2 separate regions of the Homo sapiens genome follow, and region 1 is linked to region 2. The links are chromatin contacts, found by Hi-C or POLR2A ChIA-PET in ENCODE. All regions are on one chromosome and are shown on one strand. Each heading gives the region's core, a stretch centred on a gene start or an enhancer-like site at or near the end of the contact. The rest is flanking DNA. Distances are from core to core; before and after follow the strand shown.

Region 1 (6,264 bases), core at 2,259-4,758, 1.1 Mb after region 2:
TTCTCAATCACCTAATTTAAAAGGGCAAATCTGAGATGAAGCTGATCCTACCTAAGGCCTTAAAAACACCCTTTAGAGGGCTGGTTTAGTCCTCTTCATCTCCAAAGTAAAATATTCACTTTCTGGAACACTTACCCTTATCTACCTGTCTGTCTTCAGGAGAAAGCAGCCAGATAAAATTACCCAGTGAAATCCACCCAGGCTTTGGAGAGATCTACTCTCATTAAAAATCAAATTCCTTGTCATGGACACACTTGGAGAGTTATATGGTCTGCAATAAAGTGACATTATTTAAATTCAAAATTGGGGGCTGGGCACAGTGGCTAATGCCTGTAATCCTAGCACTTTTGGAGGCTGAGGTGGGAAGATCACTTGAGGCCAGGAGTTTGGGACCAGCCTGGGCAGCATAGTAAGGCTCTGTGTCTACATAGCATTAAAAAATTAGCCGGATGTGGTGGTGCGTGCCTGTAGTTCTAGCTATAAGGAAGGCTGAGGTTGGAGGATCACTTGAGCTGAGGAGTTCGAGGCTGCAGCGAGCCATGATTGTACCACTGCACTCCAGCCTAGTTGACAGACAGAGACTCTGTTAAAAAATAAAAACAAACAGACAAAATTGGGGATTCTGCACCTATCAGTTCAAAAGTGACAGTAAGTTATTTCCTAAAGGCCTCAATAATAACTTACATGTTAAAAGGAGAATTTAAAATTTCACAAGGAAGTTTCAGATTGAAAATTCCCAGCCCACAAGGTCTTCCTTCTATTGCTGGCCCCTGCTCACTTCCCTGTGACCTCTCAAACCAGACATGGGCAAAGGACATAGATGACGACAAAACAGAATGGACCCAGGAAGCAGCCTCAGAGTGTCAGGGTGATCCATCTCAACAGCAATGGGCTGAAGTCAGGGCTTTGCGTCCTCCCTCCAACTCACCCTTCCCACCTCCCTTACTCTGTTATCTGATTATCTGCAAAGAAAGACAGCTGGACTTAATGGTCTCTAAGCTTCCTGCTCATTCTTCTAATTATTATTCTGCTGTCAGTTTGTAGAGACTTAGGGAATGGACGATGATTTACTATTAGTTTATGGGAAAAAAATCTAATAATCAACATGCACAAACTGCAAAAATACACTTTCTTCATTGGCTATTCCTTTTCTTCTTTCTATACATTTGATAGTTTCATATTATAAATTACGAAATTAGTTAAAGTCACCTGTTCTAAATAAAAATACTGATACCATAACCCATCCCAAAAAAACAACAACAGCCAAAATCAACTTTGGGAAAAACTGTCTCTTATCGAATAAATTAAACTAGTTTCAACCTTTTGGGAAAAAAACGTCTCTTACTGAATAAATTAAACGAGTTTCAAACTCCAAGCATTCTTCTTCCTTGAGATATGACTCACATATCATATGACTCACCTATTTAAAGTATACAACTCAACAGTTTTTAATGTTTTCACCAAATCATGCAACCATGACCACAATCATTTTTAGAGCATTTTCATGACTCCAAAAAGAAACCTGAACCTATCTGCAATCACTCCCATTCCTTCCCCTATCCCCCAGCCTAGAAAGGCCACTGATCTTTGTCTCTATATATCTGCCCATTCTGGACATTTCATATGGATGTAACCATACATTACACAGGTGTTTGTGACTGGCCCAAACATTGATCTTTCAAGTGCCCTAGCCTAGACACACTCATCCACCATGAGGCTGTCTCTGGATGAGTGAGGTGACCTGGCAAGTGCTCTCTACTCAGGCCAGCACCCATACACGATTGCAGTGGACACATCACAGCCAATAAATGTTGCTTCTAAGTTTGCTCCTAGCATAGGGAGCTAGAGAAAAACGAACAGTTGGACAAACATTCAAGTTCTAGGGCAAAGCTGTATGATGCAGGGCAGGTAAGAGTATGACAATTTAGTTCATTTTCGCCTATTTTGCAACGTGGTGAATAAATGTACTTTTCCCATAGCCAAATACCTTTCCTACCTTACACTATCCTAGCTCAAACCACAAAAGCTGTTTGAGGCTCTGGTGCTATCTCGGTCCTCTCAACAGCAAATAAAGGAAGGCAATGATAGATGAAGCTCCCTCTGTAATGCCTTTTTACATTTATAACTGGAAATTTATTGTCCTTTCCCTTAAGAAAAGGATTAACGATGCTGTCCTTTCCCCCTTCCTCTAAACGTCTGCGCTGAAGATGTTTATTTCCGCAGTCGGAGGTCCAGGATTAGTGGAGCCCCCAGAAGGGGGAAGGAAACATAAATGTCAATTTAATTAGCTCATTCTTACCGCCAATCTTTTCTCTCTCTCATAAAAGTGTCCTCATTTAGTAACAGTTACTTTTCCCTGCATTTTTTAAACAACCAAGCATTTTGCATATTTAATTCTCTTGAACTAATCACGTAAGTCTTGTATAATTTGTTTTTTTTTTCCATTTTGATGGTCGTTTGTATACATTCTGCTAAAAATCATGTATGAAAAGTTTTCATTTTTGGTTGAAAGAGGGGCCACTTAAACTTTGCCATGCTCAAATGTGTAAAGCCACCCTCGTATAAGGGAACATGCCAATACCGTGCAGAACTCACGTGACAGCCATCTCCTCACGGTGGCACAGTAATAGATTTAGAGACCTGACAGCTGGGGGGCCGGAGAGAGCACTGTGTCCCTCTCCTCATGTTATGGATGAGGAAACTGAGACCCACCAGGGGTGAGTGAGTATCTCATGGTCACAGCATCAGTCACTGAAGATCCAAGACTCAACCAGGCCTCCTAACTTCCCGGAAATATTCTTTTCCCCAACCCTGGCTACCTGTTTCATGGACTGGAAATCTGGAAACCAATCACTGCCCTGCTGACAGCTCAGGATTATGATTACATGCCTCGAATCACACGGCCCAGGAGACAGGAGCAACTTGTCTGGAGAAGGCTGCTTTCTGGGTCTGCAGTTGACATATCTGAGCGAGCACAGATGGTCCTCTGACCCCGCCAGAGAGTTGAAGACCAATGTGGAACTTGAACATCATCATCAAGGATTTATTAAATGCCCACTGTGTTCAAAGCCCTGTGTTAAGCTCTTGGGGAATTTCAAAGAAAATCTAAGCTGTGATCTCAAGTGAAGAATAGCTTTCATTATAGAGGGGAGCAAGACACAGTGCAATTTAACACTTATCAATAATGAAACAACTTATCAGAAAAAAAGAATATAAAAATGAAAGGCAATGACCAACAGAGAAAGCAACAGAGTTGCAGAAACTTCACAGAGTGCCATGAGATCATCTTCTAAATCTCAGCTGCTGTTTCACGATGATTAAAACACCAGGGACCCAGCCTGGGCAACAGAGCGAGACTGTCTCAAAAAAAAAAAAAAAAAAAAAAAAAAAAAAAAACAAACCAGGAACATGTCCCCAAGGCTCACGGTAAACACAGCGTTTAACCTGGAGAGAAGCACCCAGTAGCAAGGATGACTGGCTGTCAGCTCTCTGTCAAAAGCCACGAGGCAAAACCCAAAGCAGGTTTGAGGCGGGAAACACAGGCTAACAGGAAGCCTGGGGTCCCAGGTGGGGGCAGGTGGTGGTAGGAACAGTAATTTGCTCAGTTCATAAACAGGACTTGAAACAGTGCAAGAAATGCCTGCTGACCCTGATGGGCTGTGAGGGAGCTTCCCCCAGTCTATCAAGAGGCTGTCCAATCAGAGAGGGGCCTCCCTTGGGTCTCAGCCTCAGTGCGTCTCTGAGCAGGGTGGAGTTTCCTTCCAGGGCAGCTAACCTGTGAGGACAAATGGAGCAAACCCAACAGGCAACTACTAGTGATAAAGGAATGACAGTGCTTAGGCATTAGAGGAGCAAGCACAGGGGTGATGGTGTAGGTTGAGCATTAGAGTTGGACCAAGGAGGAGTCCCACAAGCACGACTGTGCCAATCCTCACCACAGCTGGACCTCTGCTCCAACCTCATTCAGAGTTGTGACCCAGAATGCCCAATGCAGGCCACAAGCCTCACCAGGTATCCTACCACTACGGTAAGTCAACAGGTCAAAAACTCAACTCCATCTTCCTTTCTATCCACCTGTAGCCCCAAACATCCCTCCCTCTGTGACCCGCATCCCTGCTCTCTTAGCTTTCAGGTCCCAGTGCCTCTGTGGCTCTTGTCCTTTGCCACTGGCCACTGAACCTGTGGGTTTACTTCTCTCAATGTCTTTTCAAGCTGCTCCGTGCTTTACATGGTGGGTGACGGAGGCTTGGCTCACTGGGATTTCATGGCCTCCTGATTTCCTTATCTCCCTTCTATGCATTCTATAAATTACAATGCAGTTATCTTTAGAAAATACAGACCTCGGGTGGGTGCAGTGGCTCACATCTGTAATCCCAGTACTTTGGGAGGCTAAGGTGGGTGGATCGCTTGAGCCCAGGAGTTCGAGACCAGCCTGGGCAACATGGCAAAACCCTGTGTCTTCAAAAATTACAAAACTTAGCTGGGCATAGTGGCACATACCTGTAGTCCCAGGTACTCAGGGGGCTGAAGTGGCAGGATCGATTGAGCCCAGGAGTTGGGAGGCTGCAGTGAGCCAAGATTGTGCCACTGTACTCCAGCCTGGGCAACAGAGTGAAACTCTGTCTATAAAAAAAAAAAAAGAAAAGAAAAGAAAAGAAAGAAAGAAAAAGAAAAAAGAAAAGAAAAGAAAATACAGATGTCATGACATTGCCATTCCCCTGAGCAAAACCCACAGGGCTGCTCGCTGGCAGCAGAATCGGCCCAGTGTCCCTGGTGTCTTTGTGTTTCTTGCTATTTTAACATCTTTATCTCCCACTATTCTGCCACCATCCAAATACCTTCACATTTCATGGGCTCTCCTGCCTTCCGCTTGGGCCCAGAGAGTTCACTTCTCTTCAAAGTCCCCATTAGCCCTCACTCTCTTTCACAAGTATTTCTTATTTACTTATTTATTTTTCATGTTTTTAGAGATGGTGTCTCACTGTGTTGCCCAGGCTGGTCTCGAACTCCTGGGCTCAAGAGATCCTCCTGCACTGGCCACCTGAGTAGCTGGGATTACAGGTGTGGCCACTGTCCTGACTGCAAATATTTCTTAAGTGCCTGCTGAGCCCAGCATTGTGCTCAACGGGTGACAGGCAGCCAGCAAACACAAACACTGCTCCTGCCCTCAGGCAGTTTAAAGTCAAAAGTGAGAAATCTACAAGTGAAAGTTTCAGAGGATAGACTTGATATTCTAGAGATAAAGGCAGAATTCCTGCTGCCCCACTTCAAGTTTAGTATACACTGAAGGTCTTAACACTTTAGAATTTTATTTCTAAACTTGAAATAAGAATATCAAAAGTTTAAAATGTTAGCTCTTAAAATTAATTATTTTAAAATTAGAATTCTCTGTTACAAACACAAAGAAGAAAGGGCATCAGATGTCAATAATGAGGGATTCTAATTCAGGAGTCACAGTAGGGGAAAAGCAAACCTGGTATTATCCTCCACAGTGAACAAGAGGCCTCACTTTCAAATGTGTGGTCTATTTAGGTTTAACAGCATCAGCTCCCTCCTGCATAACTTTTTGGTTTCTGGGAGGCAACCCTCTCTGGCAGCTACTAAATGTAACTGAAGCCTCCGTTTGACTTCCCAGGGCTGTTTAATGTTCTTCATGAAAATCTGCACCCCTCTTTCCAGTCTCTCTGGGTATAAACATAAGAGACGATCAAATGAGTATAAGAGACTGGAAAGAGGGGTGCAGATTTTCATGAAGAACATTACAAATCAAGATGCTGGGTTTCTGTAAATCTCGTTAGCATCTAATACAGAATCTGGTATGCAATAGTTTTTAAAGAAAGTGATGCTTCACCCTTTCTTCTCTCTGCATTCCCTAAAACGGCTAGCACAGAGCCTGACATGTGGTAGGTACAAACAAATACTTTGACTGGATAATTATGCATGAAATCCCAGACCTCAGGGTGATCAGGGCTTAAGGGGGCAGTGGTAATGGTAGACACAGGACTGCGGCTATAGTCACAGAACAGGCCTCCCAGGCAGCATTCATCCTGAAACACACCTTTAAAGTATGACGATGGATATCATGCTGGCCAAACAATGATCAGAACCTTGATGACACACTGATTCAACCCTGAGCATATTACAAACCTATCATGCAATTTAAAAATGCCCTAATGAATTGGAAAAAGTTCTGAATCTAGAAGCACTGGTTACACACATGCGCGAGCACACACGCGCGCACGCACACACACACACACACACACA
Region 2 (6,296 bases), core at 2,088-4,587:
GTTTATCGGGTGAGCGTTCCCCACCCCACTTCTTGCAACTTTGCTTGCTCATCTAGGGGTTCCCGGAGGGCCCCCAACACCCCCTAGCAGGGCGCGAGGTAAGTGGAGAGTTTGCCCGGGTGCTGGGTGATGTGCCCAGCAACTTCTGCTTTTTCCCCTGGGGAAAACTGTGACATTCGAAAGGTGTCTGCAAGTGTTTCTTCTGGTTGGCCTGGAAGTTTCCCGAGTCCCTGGACTGGCGACCCAAACTCCTACACTTCCTGCCCGGTGCTGGGAAGAAACCCAGATCAGCAGACAAATCAACCACACCCTGAGCCCCAACATCGAGCTCCAACATGTGCCTTTCCCGCCGAACGAGAAAGCGCGGACCCCTTGCAAGCAGCATATAGCCTCGGCGTGACCCGTGGAGAGGCGGGACCCCAGTGGAGAGAGAAGCACGGAGAAGCCTGGGAAGGAGCTTGGTAAGAGGGGCACAGTCCAGGCTGCCCCATGCGCGCTGGGGTTGTCGCCGCGCCTCCTGCGCGCCCCAGTGCCCCCAGAATCTCCAAGAAAGCAATCGTGAGCGCGGATCAGTTTCTGTCTTTCCCAGAAAGCGGGCTTTTTATTGAGGGGAAACTTAGCTGGGAAAAGTCAGCTCGTACGTTTGTTTTGGTTTTTCGTCTATTTGCTTCCCAATTTAAAAGTGGCCGCCTAGGCGACAGGCCTGCGGTTTTCACAGTGTAAAACGGATCAGAGGGAAAGCTCCAGCCCCTCTCGACTTTCGCTTGCGGTTTGCAACCCCTGGGGTGGGTCTGACCCCGCGCGGCACTTGCCCAGGCGAGCTTCCCTCGTCGCGGCCCGACCCGCGCGCGGACTCGGCTTCCCCAGGTCAGGACCCACTAGGTGGGCCGCTCGGCCCCAAGCCTGGCAGGGCGGAGCCTAGGCCGCGCGCCCCGGGGTTGGAGGTTCCCACGGAGCCGGGAAACTGCGCGCCCCAGGTCCGCAGGCCGCCTCCCTTCCCTCGCGCCCTCGCACCCGCCCTCTGCTCTGCCGCTCCCGGTCCTGGGTGTGCGGGAGTCCCGGGGGTCCCTCTCCTGGACGCAGAGGAGGAATTTGGAGCAAAAGGAAGGGAATTTACTGCGGATGGCACCGGAACCTGAATTGACTTGTGCGTTTCCTGCTCTGGGCACGTAGGTTTCCCCTAGGAATCTGGAGTTCGCTGAGGACACTTAATTCCAAGAGATGATGGGTTCACATAAACATACCATTTAGTTAAGAAAAATATTTAAAATAAAGAAAAAAGAAAAACTGAACTTCGATCTTCTTCTCCACGTTCCCTGGTGTCACCAAATAAACAAAGCATTCGGACGAGAGTGGGCTGCTGGGGGCTCGGGAGGTGCGCGAGACAAGGTTACCCTGCGGGTCCGCCACTGCCCCCGGCCTCCAGCACTGCACTGCCCACGAGTTTGCGGGGTGTGAGCGCCGAAGGAGAACCCCGGACCGCCCAGTCTCAGCCTAAAAACTTGGATCCAAGAGTCCTACGGTTGTGGATGTGCCAGTCCTCCGCGACCCTTTCCTGCTGGCCTTCTGCTTTTTATAAACGAAAATAAAAGTTTGATTTAGGCTTAAAGAAATGTCATTCTGGTCGTTCCTCCCTGAAGCGGGACTTACTCAACCTCATATACTCGCCCGGAATTTTCAATCTCGCCTGTCGAAATCGCTAGCTGCGCATCCGCGGAAGAAGTCCTGGATGAGAGGTAGGGTGAAGGGATCAAGCAGATAGCAGCAGGCATCAGCACACTCCGGCCGTTCCGGACGGTCAGGCCCGCCGCTACAGGGAGAAGTGCGGCGGATGGAGCCAGGGCTGCGGGTTGCGCGCGGGCTGGGAACCCGGTGGTGCCACCTTAAGAGTCGGGTCCGCGCAGCGGCTGCGGAGGCGCCCGGCACCTGCAGGGGGCGCTGCTGCCCCGTGGTTTCTCCCGCGCCGCCGCGTGCAGCGGGCCTGGCAGCTCCGGGGCCCCGGTCCCCGGAGGGGGTGGGGACGCTGGGGGAGGAAGGGAGCGAAGTGCAGCCGTTAGGTAACGAACCCGAACCCTCCCGGATTCAGAAGCGGCCTCAGTGAGGCGTTTGCTGGAGGGAGCTTTCCATCATTCGGCCGCGAGAGGAAACGTGGGGAGGCGCCCTCCCCTGCCCCCACCGCCTGCCTTCCTGCCTCCCTCCACCTCCGCTCCCCGACCCCGACCGTGCTTCCCAGACCCTTTGTTCTCGAGGTTGGGAACGGCTGGGTGGGGGTTCCCCGGGGAAGAGGTCCCCCGCGCCGCTCGGAGGGGAAGGGACTGTCGCCTGCCCCGCACCCCAGCCCTCCCCAGTGCCGTCCCCCTTTCCCCCGGCCCCTTCCATCGCGTCCACGCGCTTCCGTTCTCACTCGGACTCCCCCAACTCCCGAGCTCCGGCTCCCCAGCCTGCACGGTCTGCAAGCCCGCCTCCCTTCCCACTTCCCCGCCACCTCTGAGGTCCCCGGGAAGAGGGGAGGAGAGGGAGACGTGTGGGGGAGGAGAAACCACAGAGCCTTCTCGGCGCGGAGCATTCCCAGGGACCCTTCCAGGCCCCGACCCCTGGGACCCGCTGCAGAGGCAGGGCTTTCCCGGCGCCGCCGCAGGTCGCTAGGGCCGCCCCCGCCGCGTCGCCCTGGGGCCCACGGGTGCACGGCCCGGGCAGCAAGGCAAGGTGCGGCCTCTCAGCGCCAGGACCCGAGACCCCCAGCTGGAGAGAAGGGGACACCGTGGTCCGCGCCCTGGGGAGGCTAATTGCACACGAACGCCCCCCTCTTCCCCGCCCCCCACCGTACCCTCTGCAGCGCCACCCGCGTCGCCTCTCCGCCGTGCGCCACCCTGAGGGCTCCCGCGATTGCATCTTCTTGAGCACAGTTACCAATGCGTTCAGCTTCGTTTCTTACTCGGATGGAGACATCGCGGAGGGAAGCGAGGGGACAGGGATGCGGTAGTAGGGGAAAGGTGGGGCGGGAAACCGAGCAGAGAGGTGGGAGACTTGGCTGAGGCAATGGCACCAGGCAGGGCCGCCCGGAGTCCCGAGTCCAGGTCCGCGAGGCAGGCCCCGGTGCAGCCGCGCCCCGGCCGAACCCTACATGTCCTCTGTACTGTGGACACGAGTCCGCGGAGCGCCAGTCACACCCCCGCACCCCTGCAAGCTCCCGCCGTAGAGGGGGCTCGGCACCATCCTGGTCACAAAGTACGTGCCCCCACCCCCCACCCCCAGGTGAAGAGGACGCAGCCCGGCGCCGTCAGCTCCAGGCTGCCTGGAGCCCCCTCCGGCCTCTCGGCGCGACCCTGGTCCTCAATGGCTCGTCGCGAGCTGCGCTAGCTGCTCTCTCGGCAGCGGGTTCCCCAGGACACACCCAGTCCCCACCCCCCGAGAGCTGGCGGCCAGCTCAGGATGCCAGGCGGCCAGGCGGGCGCCCTGCCAAATTCCGCGTTCCTCTCCAGGAGACGGGGAGTTGCGTCCCAGGCTCGGGAAAGCCCGCAGTTCGGGCTTGGGACTCGCTTACAAAGCCCCCCAAGGCGCCAGGGACGCCTCTGCAGGTTGAATTCCTGCTCCGTATCACTTCAATTTTAATTAATCTTTTAAAACACCGCTGTCACGTCGCTTGCAGAAAATTAATCAAACTTGAATCCTTGTTGCATAGCAAGAATTTCGATCCGAGTCTTTTAAAAAGGACTTGACTTTGCAAAGTCACGTCTTTTACAGTTCCCTCATTCCCCCTTTAGCAAGGGAAATACTGCAAAAGTCAAGACATGTTTGTTTGGTTCTTTCTATCTTCAAAATGAAACTTTGCTTATTTCTGATCTTTATTTTCCTGTCTTTGAACAAAAAAAAATAACGAGATAAATTGCCTACCTCGATTAATTCAAAGTATAATTACTTTGAATGATCTTTGTTTAAGAGCCCAGATAAACTAAGATAATCTTAATTTTAATGTGACACGACCCCTATTTTTCCTTGTGAATAATGAGAATAAAGCAGTCATTAATTAATACCAAGATATCTCCATAGAAGATGGTATCTGTTCTCGCTGAGACACTGAAACATCAGTTGTATTAGTAATTGATACTGTATAATTGAACATGAAGATAGCCGTCTATTTTTAACCTCCAAGCTCAGAGTTTATTTGGTGATTATTGAGCTCCTAATAATTAATTTTTTTCCTTCTTACTGCATAAATAATTCTTACGACTCCCAGTTCCCATGCAATGCAGAGGCTTCTCATTAAAACCTACCCCTCAAAATATAAGATTGTGAAGCTATATTGTGCAGCAACTCCTTCTATTTCATTATTTGTAACATATTTCCTCTATTTCATATCTTCCTGGTGCATTTCCTTTGCTGTGATTTTCCTACTAAATCTATGAGAATATAACTATAACATCTTTTACCATAGCTTTGTCTTTCTGTGATCTCTTGGTTCAGTTTAATACACAATACTTAAGACTTCAATTTTTCAAGTTACTAAAATTTGAGGATGAGTTCCACTGAAGAATCAAAAATACTTGTATAGTGAAGTTGCCATGGATTATATTCCCAACCTAACACACAGTCCACTTTAACTCACACTTTTCTGTTGTTAAAAATAGACTTTGCTCAAACACATTCCCTTTTTCCAACTTGAGTTGAAGAGAGTTCTCACAATTTCCTGGGTTAAATGTACATGCTAACACAACCTTTGACATTAAAAAACAAATTCCCCTCCCGCGTTGGAGAGAAGTCTTCCAAACAGTCATGGAAATTTAGACTGTAGCTTTAAGGTATCTAATTATTTCTTAGCCTCAGTTATTTTGGGGCATCAGAATGATCTTCACTTTTTAAGTGGAAATGGTTATGATATTTTTCTCATACATACAAAAAACTCTCTACTTATTTTTCCAATAAAGTGTCTCCCAAGTATGACATGTTGTATACCACACAAATATTCTTAGTACCTCCGCTACCAAATCCATGCATTTTCCCTGTCAGTGCTCTATCTAAAATTCTGGAAAGTATAGAGGGTTTCCACTTTTATTTCCCCCTTAGTACAATTAAAACTTTAGGTCAATATATAACGGAGTGATTCTCTGCACTTGGATTTTATATTTTCCCACTATAATTTGGACTGGAATGGGATTAAAACAGCATCTAGAGTTCTAATCTTGGTTGATGTTTTGGTGTATTCACCGTAATGAGTCCTATTCTCTGGGGTCATGAAGCTCCCAAATGTCAATCAAGCAAACAGATTCAGAAATGCCATTGTTCGACTCCCACGTCACTCGCCTTCCTCTCATTTTATTTAACAATACCGGAGTTCTCTGATCAGTCATTCGGAATATGAGGCATTATCTGGGGAAAATTCACAAAGTGTCTTGATCTTTCTTTGGGAGATACTGTTAAGGGGTTTCCGCAAAGCATAAAGTGCTTGTTTATATTTCTGTCTTTGGACCGCACTGTGGATGGAAAGAACCAATGAATACTGCTTGAAAGGAAATCATACCGTAAATCCGTCAAAAATTAATTCGTCCAGTTGAATGTTACATTTCTATTTTCTGTTTTCGTGTTGGAAGCACCCTGATTTGTCACCAGAGGAGAAGTATGACCAGGTCTGGGTCCAGTTGACATGCCCCCACGTTCAACCCTGTCTATTTTCACCACTTAATACTATTAATGTGTTTAGTCTAAACTAGTTAACTAAGAATTTATTTGGGGGCGAGGAAGAGCCAACCTTTGCCCTGGGAGTTCTACCCAGCCCACTCAGCTACGTCCGGGAGCCTCCGCAACTCGCATTTCCCAGTCGCAACCCTGGGTCATTCCTGCCTCCGTCCCAGCTCCCGGACAATTCCCAAAGCCAAAGGCGTCGAGCGTGTTACTGGCTCCCACCAGCCCAAATTAATAATCAGCTTAACTCGTGGAGGCTTTGAGCCCCAGTGCTCCGTTCCCTGAAGCCTCCCAGTGCGGAGCCCGGCTCCTGCGAGGACATCCTTGGAGGGGGGCCGGGGCGCAGGGACGGATTTCCTGGGAAAAATTGTCGCTGGCGTGTTGCACCTAGAGGGCTGTGGGCAAGGAGGCACGCACCAATGTCCCAGTTCTGGGCTCTCAGATCGGGATTCCTCCAAAATCGCGACAGCCGCTCAGGTGCTGGGTGCTCACGTTGGCAGCACAGAGCGCCAAATGCACGACCCCGCGCGCCGCGCGCGACCTCCACGCACACTTAGAGCCGAGGTGACAAGGGAAGGCGGCGGGGGTGGAGCCGCTCTCTGGTGGAGCATGATCAA

What was found. Hi-C counts contacts between places; a loop is a spot of excess contacts on that map. ChIA-PET counts read pairs that join two places held with the same protein, here RNA polymerase II (POLR2A). Pooled maps may share reads with other maps.
Region 1: a map with no recorded cell type shows a loop between it and region 2 (4-fold over the local background). The contact joins the enhancer-like site here to the promoter of MIR1915HG in region 2. A Hi-C loop is called at or near these places in 1 of 37 single-sample maps with no recorded cell type and 1 of 50 pooled maps. POLR2A ChIA-PET finds 5 or more read pairs at or near these places in 2 of 52 experiments (PC-3 and T-cell).

The regions. Positions count from the first base shown.
Region 1 is chr10:22,597,768-22,604,031 of GRCh38, forward strand. All of the region lies in intron 3 of PIP4K2A (phosphatidylinositol-5-phosphate 4-kinase type 2 alpha), which reads right to left. Among named protein-coding and RNA genes, the nearest start is that of PIP4K2A, 110 kb to the right of the region's middle. RefSeq lists enhancers at 1,358-1,407, 3,709-3,868. Within about 2 kb of position 3,509, at least 6 of the 41 ENCODE cell types and tissues checked have a DNase peak (open chromatin) inside an H3K27ac peak, as active enhancers do.
Region 2 is chr10:21,493,923-21,500,218 of GRCh38, forward strand. It overlaps MIR1915HG (MIR1915 host gene), which reads right to left and starts at 3,338. Exons shown (of 2, transcript NR_160800.1): 1 at 2,828-3,338; 2 at 1-2,023. MIR1915 (microRNA 1915) reads right to left here and starts at 2,719; the gene lies at 2,640-2,719. RefSeq lists an enhancer at 601-1,394 and silencers at 906-1,005, 1,819-2,258, 2,309-2,358, 2,569-2,818.